2 separate regions of the Homo sapiens genome follow, and region 1 is linked to region 2. Evidence: chromatin loops called from intact Hi-C (ENCODE). Cell type or tissue: PC-9. All regions are shown on one strand. Each heading gives the region's core, and the rest is flanking DNA. Links, peaks and the distances in the headings are about the cores only. Region 1 has its middle 140 kb from the start of SLCO3A1. Region 2 has its middle 12 kb from the start of SLCO3A1.

Evidence for each region. A loop is a pair of places that touch in the nucleus more often than their neighbours do. Peaks named below come from ENCODE experiments on the same cell type or tissue, not always from the same donor. Only the 100,000 strongest peaks of a DNase experiment are listed, where the experiment ranks them.
Region 1: a loop joins it to region 2, with 6 times the contacts of the local background. A loop is called at or near these places in 61 of 110 quality-filtered maps.

What each region holds. Positions count from the first base shown.
Region 1 is chr15:91,705,577-91,713,848 of GRCh38, reverse strand. It overlaps the pseudogene TRY-GTA12-1. Among named protein-coding and RNA genes, the nearest start is that of SLCO3A1, 140 kb to the left of the region's middle. RefSeq lists a silencer at 1,165-1,399. In PC-9, for the core only: no CTCF peak of the experiment used is centred there; a DNase peak (open chromatin) is centred at 3,548; H3K27ac peaks cover 464 bases.
Region 2 is chr15:91,837,967-91,846,238 of GRCh38, reverse strand. No RefSeq gene overlaps it. Among named protein-coding and RNA genes, the nearest start is that of SLCO3A1, 12 kb to the left of the region's middle. In PC-9, for the core only: no CTCF peak of the experiment used is centred there; no DNase peak of the experiment used is centred there.

The sequences.
Region 1 (8,272 bases), core at 2,167-4,666, 130 kb after region 2:
AGGTCATGGGGGCAGATTCCTCATGAATGGCTTCGGGCTATCCTGTATGTAATGACTGAGTTCTCACTTAGTTATTTCACATGAGAATTGGTTGTTTAAAGGAGCGTGGCACCTCCTCCTCTCCTTCTTGCTCCTTCTCTTGCCATGTGACATCCCTGCTTCCCCATCACCTCTGACATGACCAAAAGCTTCCTGAGACCCTCACCAGAAGAACATGCTGCTGCCATGCTTATACAGCCTGCAGAACCATGAGCCAAATAAGCCTTTTTTTCTTTATAAATTACCCAGCCTCGGGTACTCTTTATAGTAATGCAAATGTGACTAAAACATCTTATATAAGGGGGAAATTTAGACACAGAGACAGACATGAACAGAGAGAAGATGGTGTAAAGACACACAGGGAGGAGCTAGCCATGTGGCTGGAGTGATGCGCAAGCCAAGAAACACCACGGATTGCCAGCAAAGGCCAGTGGTAGAAGAGGCAAGAGAGGATTCTCTTCTAGACCTATCAGAGGGAGCATGGCCCTGCCAACACCTTGATCTCAGACTTCCAGCCCCCAGAACATGAGACAATAAGTTTCAGCTGTGTTAAGCCACCCCATTTTGGGTACTTTGTTAGCACAGCCCTGGGACACAAATACCATCAATATTTATGAGGGCCCATCAGGTGCCCAGCACCGTGCCAGGCTAGAGATAGAATAAGACATAGGATTTACAATCAAGCACTGACAGCAGACATTCAATCAAAAATCCACAAATAAATATTCACAGTTGCCCTATGCACTGTGAAATAAAGGAGAATTCCTTGGTACAGGAACACTGGATTCTAACCTCATCTGGGGGTCAGGAAAGGTTTCCATGAAAAAAAATGAGTTTTAAAGCTGAGGCTAAAAGGGTCTCAGGAGTTGGAGAAGGGTATTTAATGGTCATGCACAAATATTCTGGGGAAAGAAAACAGTTTGTGAAATCATGAATACAAGGACAAAAAGAAGGGGTTTGGGGAAAGGTAGAGGAGACAGCCAGGGGCCTGAGTGTGCCCGTAAATATCAGCGTTCAGCAGGAGCCTCCTGATTCCAATTGCTTGTCTAATTTCCACCTCCCACCCCACCTGAGCATCGGTCCTGGAGGATCTGTACCGTGCAGGACCAGCCTTATCTGGAAGAGCTGATCATTTGTACCACTCAGCCAGCTTTGCACTCGGCCGCTCAAGGCCACCAACCCTTGCCTTGCCTAAGTCTCAGTCAGAGGGGCACCTGCTGGGAAGATGAATGTGACTTGCTTTGGGCTTAGCTACCATTTACCCAAACTCAAGGGTCTGGAAAAGGTCTCCTTAGTTACAGTCAAATGGTCAGTAACTTCAGTTTATGGCCGTGTCTTTTTTCAATTTCTTAGAGTTCGTGACTTTGAGTTCTGCATGAGTAAAGGAGTATTTTGGCACAATAGAAAAGGAAATGATTTATTATCCCTATTGCCTCAGACACGGATGCTATGGCAACATCGAGGCTCATTGCCGGCCCTCAAGTTGTGCACCCTGGGTTTTTGTCTCAGATCTCTCATTTTCACAGTAACCTTCACTTTGGACTCTTTATGGTCCATATAAAGAGAAAAATAATAGTGTCTGCTTCAAATTAAAGTTCTTGGGAGGATTAAATAAAAAAAAACACTTAGCAGAGTACCTGGCTCTTTGCAAGCACCCAGTTGATGTTAAGGAGTATTATATTATTAATATTGTTATTACTCCTATTAATTAAAGCCTTTTACAATAGGAGCACACTTTTAGACTTTCAGGCGACTAACTACATTCCCATATTCTTCATAATCAAGACTAAGCATAGGTAAGTGGTTAGTGGCTATGATGTTAATTAACTTTCTCCAGTAAAAAGGGACAGAGGAAAACTCTGCACTTAAACAGCTGATTCGATACAATGAGGTCTATTCCGCAAAGTCTGTCACAGGGGGCCCTCTGCTTTCCACTCAGAGGAAACAGAACTTAGAGAGCAAAAAGATCACCACTCCCCTCCTTTTTAATTAGAAAGCACTAAGAAGATGAAAACGCATAATAAGGCTCTCCAGTAGTTAAGTGTAATTCACGCAATGTGTGCCTGGGGACTCTCTCCATCATTACTCCAAGAGGCCGAGCACTACAGTGAGGAGCTGGCTATGGCAGAGCCTGGCATCATCAAGAGTTCAAATCTCAGCTGCATCATTTACTAGCTGTGAGACATTTACAGGGCAATTAAGCTTTACTGAGCCTCAGTTTCCTCGTGGGTAAATGTGACGATAATGACACCTATATCTCAGTGTAGTTGTGAGAGTGAAAGTTGGTAATGTGGTAAATGATGCTACTGACTACCATATGTTGAAAATATGACACATCCGAGGACATGGGAGGCACCCCATGGACATTAGCCCTTGGTATTATTTTGGGAAAACTCAAGCATCCGGCATAGACTCTTTCATGTGTGAGATCGTGGGTCACAAGAGATTTGAAGGGGTCATTAAGTAGATGGCAGCACTTTCATTGTTTTCTGAGTTGAAGACTGAACCTTCAAAATCAAATAGGCTGTGTGAACTCAGGAGTAAAAACAGGTATGGAGAGGGGAAAAGAGAGTAGAGGCAGGGAGAGTCTCAAGCTTTTTTTATTGAAGCTTTCAGACTCTAGAAAATTCTTGGCAGTCAGGGTTAAGTGGCGTAGACTAAAGGAGTCAGTGTTGCACAACGGTTAAGTGAAGAGGCTGTAAACCCAGACTGGATGGGTTCAATTCCCATCTCTGCCGTTACTAACTGTGACCCTCAGCAAGTTAAATTAGGTGCCTTCATATACTCATCTGTAAAATGGGTGTAAAATAGTGACTGCTTCTCTGGGTAACTGGCACTTAGTCCAGTGCTAAGCATGTGGCAAATATTTAAAAATGTTAACTGTTAACAGACCTGAACTGACTTGCTAATTTGTCTGCAAATTAGCAAGACAAATTTGACATTTTAAATGACTGTCGGGAACTAATTTGTTTCTGGAATTAATTCAAGGTTATAACTTGACACCTTATTATTCAAGTATTAAGTCTGGCCAACATTTTTCCATTTTGTGATTTTGTTACTGAAAAGCGGTCCCAATCTAGACCCCAGGAGAAGGTTCTTGGATCTTATGCAAGAAAGAATTCAGATCAAGTCCACAGAATATAGTGAAAGCAAGTTTATTAGAGAAGAGGTAAAAGAATGGCTACTCCATAGGCAGAGGAGTGGCAAAGACTGCTTGACTGAGTACACTTATGATTATTTCTTGATTATATGCTAAACAAGGAGTAGATTATTCATAAGTTTTCAGAGAAAGGGGTGAGGAGTTTCCAGAACTGAAGGTTCCTCCCTTTTTTAGACCATATAGGGTCACTTCCAGACAGTGCCATGGCATTTGTAAGCTGTAATGGCCCTGGTGGGAGTGTCTTTTAGCATGCTGATGCATTGTAATTAGCATATAATGAACAGTGAGGACCAACAGAGGTCACTTTCATCATCATCTTGGTTTTTGTGGGTTTTGACTGGCTTCTTTACTGCATCCTGTTTTATCAGCGGGGTGTTTGTGACCTGTATCTTGTGCTGACCTCCTATCCCATCCTGTGACTAAGAATGTCTAACCTCCTAAGAATGCAGCCCAGCAGGTCTCAGCCTCATTTTACCCAGGCCCCGTTTAAGATGGAGTCACTCTGGTTCAAACGCCTCTGATGATTTTAATCAAGCCACTTTGATTTTGACCTTAGAGATCCCTGAGATAGAACAAGTATATGTAAATATTTCAGGTAAGACATTTGATGTAGTGGGGAGCCCAATGCAAAGGCTTTCATTATAAGTGCACCAATAATTTCAACAAGATTTCACATTACAATCATAAGAGTTAATATTTATAATATTTGAGATTTATAGAAACCATCACAAATATTAACTGCCTTTGTTCTTTGAGTTTCCCTCCTTTGCTCTTCAACAGGTAAGGTCTGTCTATTGATTCGGGGAAGGCAGGCAGAAAGTTTGCTTTGCTTTCATTTCCAAAATTCCCAGCCTTAAGGGAAATGCAGGTGCCTCTGAACTATTAAGTGGAAAGGATTGGAACGAGGAATGGTAAGTGAGGGCGATAGAGATATTAGTGGGTCCTGAGGAGAGAAATGCACTTGAACCTGAACTCCGATTCCTGGTTTTGAGTCCCTGAGAGGGTCAAGACCTCAGGGGAGTTTGGGAGACCACGCTTTGCTGAAAAGATAAGTTGATCTTTGCAAGATTTGTGGGAAATGTACAGTTCTGCAGTAAAAAAGTTGGTAGGTCTTCTTCAAGGTTGACCAATGTCTAGGACCCATCATGGAGCTTCTACCCTTGATGTCATCTAAACCTACTTACCTCCCAAAGGCCCAATTTCCAAGTTCCATTGCACTGAGGGGTTCAAATTCCATATGAATTTGGGGCAGATGGGCACAGTTCAGCCCAAAGCACCCAGTCACCCCTCCAGCCCCCATTCTGCCTGTGGAAGTTCCATGCTCAAGTCCCCAGGACCCACCCTTACACTATAGTTCCCAGCCTGGGCTTCTGCTCTGCCAAGAGTAGAAAATTCCACCACTTTAAATCGTCCCCTGCTCCTACCTCTCTTTAATTTGTCTTCTGCTCTATTTTCTTGCTCAAGTCAGCTGATGACTTTTCACAAAAGGAAAACGCAGGTACTTCTGGGCAAAGCAAGAAGGGATGCCCTGTATCACCTTCTAATAGCAAGAGGCTGGTATTCCTGGAGTTCTGGAGCATCTGCAATTGGATACCTTACGGCTGCTCCCTGAGATCACTGACTGACTTCTGAGATGTGTGGCTGTGGTGACGGGATGAAGTAGAATAATAACCTGGATTCACTGGACCCCAGGGATGTGTTTTTCACATTGTGTTTGCTCTGTGTAGACCCAGAGTTCCACAGATACACAAGGGAATGGGGACACTTTGTGGGTGCAGCTCTGACCAGTGGTCTAGGTGAACTTGCTTTTATTGGCTGGTAAGAGCCAGTTGTTATTTTTTATAAATTCTGTGATCTGGTTGTTAAACAAAACCATTAAAACTCAAAGTAAATAAACATGCAATTAAATAAATTAGTAAAAATAGAGAAAAATACTCAAAACTCACCATTTTTAGTTATTTTACTATATTTTTCCATTATCTGTGCTCTTGAGATTCCGTACGTCTATTTTAACTATAAGGCAAAACTAATATATATTATATATAACTAATATATAATATATATAACTAATATATAACGTATGTAATGAATATATCTTACAATATATAAATATATTATACTGCTACTGCGCATCTCTACCCAATTCTGTCTTCAGTGAAATTGACCAAGGTAGGAGTATTAACACACCACAGAAATTTGGAAAAGCTTCAAAACAGAACTTTTCCCCCTACGAGAACCAGTTGTTAATATAGTTAACATAGGCTTAGGGGTTTGGAAAATCTTGAGGAAGACCAGAGCAGAAGCCTAGGCTGTGAACTATGATACAAGGGCAGGTGTTGGGTACTTGAGCATGGAACTTCCAGAGGCAGAATCGGGGCTGAGTGGTGACTGAGTGCTATGGGCTGAATTATGCACCACCCCCTATGTTGAAGCCCCAACTCTCAGTGCGATGCTGTTTGGAAATGGGGCCTTTGGGAGATAATTAGGTTTAGATGGGGTCATAAGGGTGGAAACTCCATGATGGAATCAGTGTTCTTATAAGAAGAGATAAAAGAGAGTTTGCTGGCTCTTTTTCTCTCTACCATGTGAGGATACAGTAAGGAAGTCTTGAGGAAGTGAGCTCTCACCTCTCAAGAAACCAAATCTTGTAGTACCAGCCTCCAGAAGTGTGAGAAATACATTTCTGTTGTTTAAATCATCCAGGCCATGATATATTTCTGTAGCAGTTTGAGCTAAGACACTGGGTGAGGAGTATGAAAACACTACAAGAGGAGTGATGCAGGGCTCTGCAGGAAAGCCCAGGGGTCCTGCCAGTCAGAGCATCCTAACAAGGACATTGGTACCCTATGAAGCCCTATAGTGGAGACAACAGGCAGCTGAAATATTTTCAGACTTCAACCTGTGTCAGTCAGCGTATAATAAGGAGACAAAAAGCACACCAGTTATTTTAACAGAGAGAATTTAACATCAAGAATTATATCTAATTCTGTGAAAAAAGTCAATGGTAGCTTGAAGGGGGTAACATTGAATCTGTAAATTACTTTGGGCAGTATGGCCATTTTCACGATATTGATTCTTCCTATCCATGAGCATGGAATGTTTTTCCATTTGTTTGTGTCCTCTCTTATTTCCTGGGTACTGGTTTGTAGTTCCCCTCGAAGAGGTCCTTCAGATCCCTTGTAAATTGTATTCCTAGGTATTTTATTCTCTTTGTAGCAATTGTGAATGGGAGTTCACTCACGATTTGGAACATACACCATGGAATACTATGCAGCCCTAAAAAAGGATGAGTTCATGTCCTTTGCAGGGACATGGATAAAGCTGGAAACCATCATTCTCAGCAAACTAACACAGGAACAGAAAACCAAACACTGCACGTTCTCACTTATAAGTGGGAGTTGAACAATGATAACACACGGACACAGGGAGGGGAATATCATACACCGGGGCCTGTCAAGGGGTGGGGAGCTAGGGGAGGAATAGCATTAGGAGAAATACCTAATGTAGGTGACGGGTTGATGGGTGCAGCAAAACACCATGGCATGTGTATACCTATGTAGCAAACCTGCACGTTCTGCACATGTACCCCAGAACTTAAAGAATAAAAATAAAAGAATTATTATCTGGGTATGAAATAGTTATCTAGTTAAGTGAGGGTAAAAAAAAAAGACAAAGGTTTCAAGGTGTCAGAACAGCAGAAGTGGCAACCTCCTCCAGGGTTGGAGGAACAAAGGGAAGATCTTAAGTTTTTTTAAACGTAGAAACTCCGAGGAGGAATCCTGTGAATTGAAACTCAGATCCTTCAGGGGCCTTGTTGCTTGGTTGCAGCTGGGCTCTATGGGGCTGGAAGAGAGCAATCAGCTGCTTTTTGCAAATAGTGAAAAAACTAGTTTCAGCTGTTGCCACAGGAAGAAACCGCTGCTGCGGAGGGGAAGATAGCAAGGTGAAGGAGACTGTCACAAGCTGGAAGGAAACAAAGGAGCAAGTTACTCATCTCTCTTGCAGCCGCACAGTCTCCGTCTGGCGCCCTCTGTTGGTAGTGCCTATTCAAACACCAAGTGGATGTGTGACTTTCAGAGAGCTCAGAGAATTGACACTTCTGGATATGGTGTAAGGCTGCCCCTTGAAGTGGGAGATGATTAAGCCTAGATAAGGGCAAGAGCCTGAAGCTCAAGGAGAGACAGCACTTCCTTCTGCCAAATCCGAAACTGAAAGAAGAGATGGCCCCAATGCTTTCTTGCCAAAACGTTGCTTTGACTACTCTAATGTCAATTTAGGAAGGAAAAAAACATTGCTTCAGCTTTTTTAAGGGTTGAAAGCTTAAGGAGCAGTGTTTGGGAAATGAGTCAGAATTCTGGAAAAAGAATAAAATAGATATTTGAAAGAGAAGGATCTGAAACCAAGTGAAAGCCTTGATAAGCACATTTCTTGTCAGCATCTATTTAAGTGGCCCATTTAACATAGGGTGCTGTTAAGCTATTTTTTCATTAGATAGGAATTTAGTCATCTTATATGTTTGAGATTTTTAGGTATATTTTAAGTTTCAGAATCTTCTCTTATTCTCAGCTGACCTCCTTTCTAAAAAGAAGTGAGAACTCCATATCTCTGCCTTGGCATCCAGTGACTATCAACAAAACCCTAGTAGGTCACCTTTTCTGATAACAGTATCTGCCTCAGTAGAGAAAATCTTTTGTCCTCTAGAAAAGTATCTTAGCAGCTGAATCTCAATAGCTATGATCTACTGCTTACCTTTCCAGGGGAGGGCCAGGCTCCTTGGTTAAATGCTACAGGATGTAGCAGTGAAGGAGGTATAGTTCCTGCCTACAAGAGGTCATAATTTAATAGAGGAGGCAGCAACACAGCCAAGACAGTACTTGGAGGAGCCATAACTCTGCCCAAGGGTGGGTTAGGGGGCTTGAAGTAGTTAAAGAGTGGGCAATCTGCAGATAAAATGGCACATCTGTGGTAGCTTCTGAAGAACAAGCAGTAGCTTGCTAGGTAGAACAGCGAGAACATTCCAGGCAAGGAGAACTCTATGGTGTGAAAGAGGATTAACAATAGGGGGGGCTACAG
Region 2 (8,272 bases), core at 2,249-4,748:
AGGGAGGGGGGAGAGGGAGAGAGGGAGAGGGAGAGAGGGAGGGAGGGAGGGAGGGAGGGAGAGAGAATACTCTCAGACCAGATGTGCTGAATCAGAATTTAAAGTTTAACAAGCTCTGCAGGTGTACATCATGACTTGAGAAGAATTGGCTTAGAATGGTATCAAAAGAAGCCTAGAGTTAGACAATTTTAAGCAGTATTTTAGTATTTATATTCATTCCCCTTTTTTTATTGTATTTGGGGCTTTAGAAAAAAGGACTAAGAGGAACAATTGGCTCTAAAGATGACGCTGGTTATTTTCATTCTCTGGGAATCCTCGCACTGTGCAGTCCCGCAGGGAGGGAGCATAGACGACTAATGACATGGCCAGGGAACGGGGGAGTGGAGGAGAGGAAACCTGCCGTTTTATTTTGTGTCTGAATGTTGTTTTGGTGGCATATCTGAATCTCAGAATGAAAGCTGAGATACTGAGCTTGTGGATCATAATGGTTGCCTGGATTTCCCCCTCCTAACTGCCTTTACCCAACAAAAATCCAGAGGCTCACAGGACATAAAAGGCTGAAAACCCAGGATCCTGACTATGGATGGTCAGTTTCTCAGGGAAATTACTCCTCACACAGGACAGATGGGATGACCAAGGAAGAGGAGTTCCTACTTCCTCCATAGGAAAAAGAGAGGAAGGTTCTGCAGAGGGGATGCTGGCTGGTTCCCCAACCAAATAGCCTGACAGTCACCTCCTGGCTGCCTGAGGATGGCATTCTCACCTTGCTGAATCTATCTGTGCAATTGCAACTCCCAGAAAGGCGCAGTGGGCCTCCGTGAAATGCATGGGTGGTTGCAGAGTATGCCCTGGGATGTAAAATAATGTAAGTGCGAATAAGGATGGGAAACTTTTAAAAAATTATCTACTGCTGGGTGACAACCCACCACAGAACTTAGTGGTTTAAAACAATACGTACTTTGCTCAAGAAATCTGCAGTCAGGACAGGGCTTAGGAGGGAGAGCTGGACTCTACTGTCAGCTGGGATCATCTCATTTGGCACCTGGCACCTGGTCTACAAAGACAAACAGCTGCGGGTGAGAATAGCTGGGCCTCTTTGGGTATCTGTTTGCGGGCTCTCACCCTGATCTCTCCAGCATGACAGCCTCAGGGCAGCCAGACTTAATGCATGCAGGCTCCCGGCTCCCAGTGTACCTGCCTCAGAGAGGGAGCCCTGTGACTTTTATGACCTAGCCTCAGAAGTCAGCCATGTTAGTTCTGCTGCAGCCTGTTCATGGAAGCAGCTACAAAGTTCCATCTGTACTCAAGACGGGAGAACATAGACTTCATCTCCTGGTGAAGGATGTTTGATGTCACTTTGTTAGAAGAACCAAGGAATGAGGTATATATTTGCTGTGGCTACCTTTGAAAAATACAATCTGCCAGATACATTGAGAGCTCTGTGTCTTGGAATCGGAGTTTCCCCTGCACTGTTTCAGGCCACAAAAAGACTATGGAATGTTTCAAAGTATTTAGTAATGAATTCACCTTTTATTTACAAAGAAACAGGGAAGCAAGAGAAATTCATGTCATAGTGTAACAGTACACATTGCTAGCTAGACACCATAGCTTCCTCTTCAGTTAAACATTTAAGAGGAAGATTCTGGCAGATCCAGAGTACAAACAATTTGGACAGCTATATCCTTGTTGGAGAGGGAGTAAGTGCATATGCGCTGGGGGATGGTATAAAGATACATTGAGTCTATGAAAAATATTCCGTAACATGTAACAGGAGACTCGCTAGACCAATGAGGCAGAGAAAAAGCATGCCTGTTTAAGGGAAAGCTGACTGCATAAAACAGAAAAAAGATTTAATCCTGCTTTTTTTGTGTTCTTAATACTAGGCAGTATGTACTTTCTGAAGTAAGAATGAAATTGATGAAAAAGGTGACACTTGAGATTCTGAGATTGAAAAGGAAACTGACATGTAAGAATTGAATTCAGGTAAACTAAAAATAAAATTGTGGAATCAAACTTCAATTCTGATGCAGTGAAGACCAGAATTGAAATCACAAAAAGCCAAATAAATAATGTAGAAAACAAGGTAGAGAATTTTTCTATCAATGCAGAGAAAAGAAACAAAAAATGATGACAGAAAAGATAGGTAAGTTGGTCCATCAAAAACAAAGACTTACTCTATGGACAAGAAGGACCCAAGGGAAATATAACCAGAACAAATGACGTTGCTTTACCATGGAGAAAAACGGAATAAAAACTTGAGCTAGAAAAAAGAAATGTACAACTTAAAATACTGCACCATGTTCCGGGCAAAAGTAAAGATGTACACAGACATAATCTAGCAAATTTGTTCAAATGGAAAAGATTTTAAAATATTCTACAAACATCCAGACAAAACAAATGTTACTTATGATAAAAAATGAGAATAGGCTGAATTAAGGGTACAGCACAAGACTAGATGCTACATGAGAAATGAGTAAAGTCTAAATGGTACTAGAAAGTGCTTATGACTCAAGCTGAAATGTTAATTTGCAAAGAAAACAAAAAGAGATTCTTAGATATTCTAGTCAAGGGTTCAAAAAAGATACCACCCATGCATTTTCTTGAAAACATTAAAGATACGTTCCAGTGAAACAACATGTTAAAGACAAAAACTCAATAGCAAAAATGAGTTCAAAAGAATTGTGATAACCCCAGCTTAACATACTAAATTAAGTTTAAAAAAGTTGTAAATAAAGTACAGTTGGAAATTTTTCTTGAGATAGAATAAAAGTAATAAATATGTCCATAATTCTAAATGAAGTTGGCAAGAATGGGGGAAAAGGAGTGTATGTGGGAAAGAAGAGTATGAAATTCTTCATCTTGTAAAGTAAGTCAAAAGTTATATCATTCATGAATTTGATGATTAGAGAATGTATGCATTCAAGTGTGATCTTAAAAAATAAAATTTGGGCTAGGCACAGTGGCTCACGCCTGTAATCCTAGCACTTTGGGAATGCCGAGGTGGGCAGATCACTTGAGGTCAGGAGTTCAGGACCAGCCTGGCCAACATGGCGAAAACCTGCCTCTACCAAAAAATAGAAAAAAATTAGTTGATCGTGGTGGCACGCGCCTGTAATCCCAGCTACTCGGGAGGCTGAGGCAGGAGAATCAGTCGAACCCAGGAGGCAGAGGTTTCAGTGAACCAAGATTGCGCCACTACACTCCAGCCTGAGTGACAGAGCAAGACTCCATCTCAAACAAACAAAAACTGAATTTGAAGAATTCAAAGAAAATACATACTTATAGAAATGGGGAAAATAAAAACCAAGAAAAATGTTAATGCACGTTCAGTATCCCTTATCTGAAATGGTTGGGGCCAGAAGTGTTTTGGATTTGGGAGATTTTCAAATTGGGGAATATTTGCAGAGTGTATACCAGTTGACCATCTTTAATCTGAAATCCTCCAATGAACACTTCCCTTGAGGGTCATGTTGGTGTTCAAAAAGTTTCGTATTTTCGAACATTTTGGATGTTTAGGTTAGGGATACTCAACCTTTACTGGGCGGGGGGCGGGGGGGGAACAATATAATATAATAGAAAACATCACAGACTTTTGAGAGAGATATCTTATTTTGAAAGTGGTTCAGGCACTTCCTAACTTTGGCCTTAGGGAAATTAACTTATGTACTTAAAACCTGAGTCTTCTTGTTGTTAAAACGGGAAAAAACATACACTTCCTAGGGTACTTGTGGGGATGGATTATCTAAAGAACGTAGTTCAGTGTCTGGCCCAAATATGATTTGATAAATGAGTTGTTGTTGTAATTTGTTGCCATCATTGTATTTTTCATTATCATGATAAAAGATTAAAAATACTTGCATCTCCCTCTGTGTCTTTTCCTCAGGGAAGCTGTCTTGGCTTTGTTTTATGAACCCACTCCTCAACTGTATCTGACATTTTAAATTCTTTGATTTGTATCCTGTTCTAGATTTCTGATCAATTCCACAGACTTGATTTTTATAATGCTCCTTTCTTTACCCATGATTAAGTGTGAGTTTTTGCTCGTTTTCTTGCCTGCAACTGATTTCTGTGTCAGTGTTGAGACTCAGTTTCCCTGAGCCCTGGCTGAGCAAAATCACAGATACTCAGAATAATTACCCAGGATGGGAGGATGGCCAGTTATAACAATAAATGTAAGTGATTTATCTTCCTATATTTAAAATACTAAGACTTCAGGATTGCGCTAAGAAAATCCAACTATGACCTGCTCACAAGAAACCTATCCAAAACGAGGAGACACATATAAATAAAAAATAAAAGAAAAAAGATCTACTGGAAAAACACAAAGAAAAAAATAAAGGTATTAATGTTAACTTTATTCAAGACTGGGTACATAGCCGAAAATATTCAATAGAGCAAAGTACGCATAAAAATATAAAATCATCAGTGATATTTTATGCATTAAATATATAAATATATAAAACAAAGGTATATAAGAAGAAATGGACAGAAAGCAATTGTTTTATGTGAGCCTTTTATGGAACTATTGCTCTTTGACAATAGGAAAAAACAAAATATATACGTTTTAAATGATATGTATTATATATAATTAAAAGGTGTCTATAACAAAACCGATGAAAATAGAAAATATTTTCTAAAGATAAGCATAGAAAATGAACAAATTATTAAAAATAGAATTAGTAAAGTTGACATATGAATTCAAAAACATTTTAACATAACTGGAGAATATATGAAGGTGAAGAGAAAAAATAAAATGTAAAAGTAGAAGGGAAATATAAAAATAAACAGGAGAATTTTAACAAATACAAAATTATTTGTTAAAGCACAGTGTTCATAACTTTGAAAAGTTGAATTAAACATATTTTCATGGCATAGACTACCTAACTTTAAGAAAAAGGGTCATGAACTTTTAGAAGAAATCCTGGAGATATATATGTATGTGTATGTATTTTATTACTTCCAAAGATGTCTCATTTTCTGAAAATTTTACCAGTGATAACTTTCAGAATTTCAGAAAGACAGATAATACCATGTTATATGATTTTTCTGGATATAAAAACAAAAGCTGACTGTATAAAGATTCATTTTATGAAGTCAGCGTAACATTGATCTAAAATTGACAATAGCACAACCAAAAGAAAATAAATACTATTATGATTTTGCAATGACATGTTAAATATTGTGATGACATGATGAAAAAATGTAGTGCCAATCAAAAGATAGTGTTATTTTTCTTATATGACATTGTGATTCTAAAATGTATATTAATAACAAGCAAAAAACTAAAAATTATTGAAAAAGGAGAATCAGAGCAATTTCAAGTGTGTAGGCACATCCTACTAGGTATTAAAATACATTACAAGCAACTGCAACCGAAGCAGTATGGTACTAGCTCAGGAGCTGGTAGGCAGATTGATAGAATAGAGCAGTGGACCCTGAAGTAGACTCTCGTATGTATTCCAGTTTAAAGTAAGGACAACAAAAATGGGAAAGGCAGAGATTGTTTCTCAAATGGTTAGGAAAATTGATTAACTCAAGTTATAGCTTCACTATCCAGCAGCCCAAGACAAAAACAACAATAAAAACAGATGGATTAAAGAACCCACACATAGACAAAAACTTCTGGAGAGGGAACGATATTCTAAGCATAAAAGCAAATGTAAGTAATTACAAAGGAAAAGTTAGATAGATCTTCTTACTGTTAACACAATTGAAAGTCCTTTACATCGAGGAACACGTTCACAACAATCAAATTACAAATTAGAAAAAGTAGTTGTAGTAACAGAGCAGAAAGATAATACTGAAATAGTACATGAAGTACTCTTACAAATCAGTTAACAAAATACTCCAAAAGACATGGGCAGAGTATCCTCACAGTAAACTTAAATACAAAATATGATTATCTGGAAAAAATATTCACACTCACAACTAATCAAATACTAATTTAAAAAGTTACAAGATACATTTTATTCACTCATTAAAATAGCAAAACATTTTTTAAAGAAAATTTTCTTTGCTGGTGGAAGTTTGAAAAGACTCCCTAAAATAAATTGCTGGCAGAAGTATAAGTCCGCACAACCTCTGTGAAAATTTATTTGGTACTATCTATACAGGTGTCAGAGGCGTTTGAACCAGAGCAACTCCATCTTGAATAGGAGCTTGGTAAAATAAGGCTAAGACCTGTTGGGCTGCATTCCCGGTAAGTTAAGCGATTCTTAGTCACAGGATGAGATAGGAGGTCAGCACAAGATACAAGTCATAAAGACCTTCCTGATAAAACAGTTTGCGCTAAAGAAGCCGGCCAAAACCCATTAAAACCAAGATGGTAACAAAAGTGACCTCTGGTGGTCCTCACTGCCACACTCCCACCAGTGCCTGACCGTTTACAAATGCCATGGCAAAGTCAGGAAGTTACCCTATAAGGTCTAAAAAGGGGAGGCATGAATAATCCACCCCTTGTTTAGCATATCACCAAGAAATAACCATAAAAATGGGCAACCAGAGCCAGGGACTGCTCTGTCTATGGAGTAGCCATTCTTTCATTCCTTTACCTTCTTAATAATAAACTTGCTTTCACTTTACGGACTCACCTCGAATTCTTTCTTGCGTGAGATCCAAGAACCCTGTCTTGGGGTCTGGATCGGGACCCCTTTCAGGTAATGTAGGTACACAAATTATCATTTCCTTTGGCTCAGTAATTTCCCTTCAATGAATTTAAGAAAATAATCAGACACATGAACAAAAATAAGTATAATGCTTTGCTTATTGTTTAATACTTATTGAAAAATTATTTATAATACTGAAAAATTTGAAAAACATGTTCATTAGTGGGAGACTGGCAAAATTACCTTTTCAAGAAAAGACAGTATGCAGTCATTAAAAAAATCTTTTCTAAAACTTTATGAAAGAAATGCTCTTAGTAAAATAAGTGACAAAAGGAGGATTTTGAATTATATGTAGGGTAGGATCCAGTTTTTGTTATGCATACAGACACATATTTAGGACAATGGGTTCTGGAGTTAGAATCAAAGTACCGGGATTTGAATCGCCTACTCACCACCTACTAGTTTAAGAACATGAATAATTTACATAACCTTACTAAGCCTCTGTTTGCTTATCTTTAAAATGGTAATAATGAACCTGTCTCAGCATGCTATTGTGAGGACGAAGGAGGGTTCAGTGTCAGGTGCCTAGTATACAGCCTGGCTCATAAATGGCAAGTTTTACATTCACATGAATTGAGTTATCATTAAAATATATATATATTTATATGAGAATTACAATTTATAAAAATTTTCCTTAGTATTAAAAAAATGTATACACATTTTATAATGCATTTTTGCCTAGGCTAATGGGCAGCCTTCAACAAATATCTCATGTACTCTGCCACAGCTTAAAGGCATAAAATGAAACCAGGGCTGCTGTAAAAACCAAAATCCACCCTGCTAAACTTACATTGAATAAGAGATCAGATATGTGCCGCTCGTGCTCACTACTTTCTAGGTCTTTTCTCTGTAAGTAAATGTTCTCCCATTTCCTTGTCCAGAGCCTTCCTCCTAAGTATAATGGTAGCAAGGGTATCTATGACACAACCCCCAAGGTGGTGGCCACCCCCATTATCCCCCGTCCTGTGGATAGAAGCTAAACTTATGGCCAGTGCAACCCTTGTGGAGTTCCAGATCCTTGAACAAATTATCAGCAAATCTGGAGTTATCAGTTAAGGAAGATATACTTTAAACACGTAAGAAAACTAAGATTTCTAGAAGGAAATATACCAAGTTGAGACAAAGAAAAAAACAGTGCTTCTGTCCTTTCAATGTTCATATTAAAGAGAATGTACAGAGGCTGCATCACTCTTGCTTTGTATTCCTATATTTAAATGTGTCGAAAGAAAATTATAGAGACAGATATGGAACTGATGGTAGAAGAAATATGAACAAAAGGAAATACCAGGTTCTTCAAAACTGGATCATGAAACAGAAAAAAGTCTTCTCTTTTCACAAGAAGTAAAGCCAGGCCCTCCTTGTAATAGAAGATTAACATGCCACCATCCTGAACAATTATTCCTCAGAGGCAAAATGTCTTACATGCATTTCCCAGGGGCCAAGAAGTCATCTGGGATGGGGGTTGAACTTGGGAATCGGTGTGATAAGGGCCACAATGAGATGTTGGAACAAAAACCAAGTATTGAGTCTTCGAACGTCAGTGTGATGTGAAGCCAACACAAAGGCAGATTAATATCAGGGCTTGAACTATGAAGTAGATAAGGTTC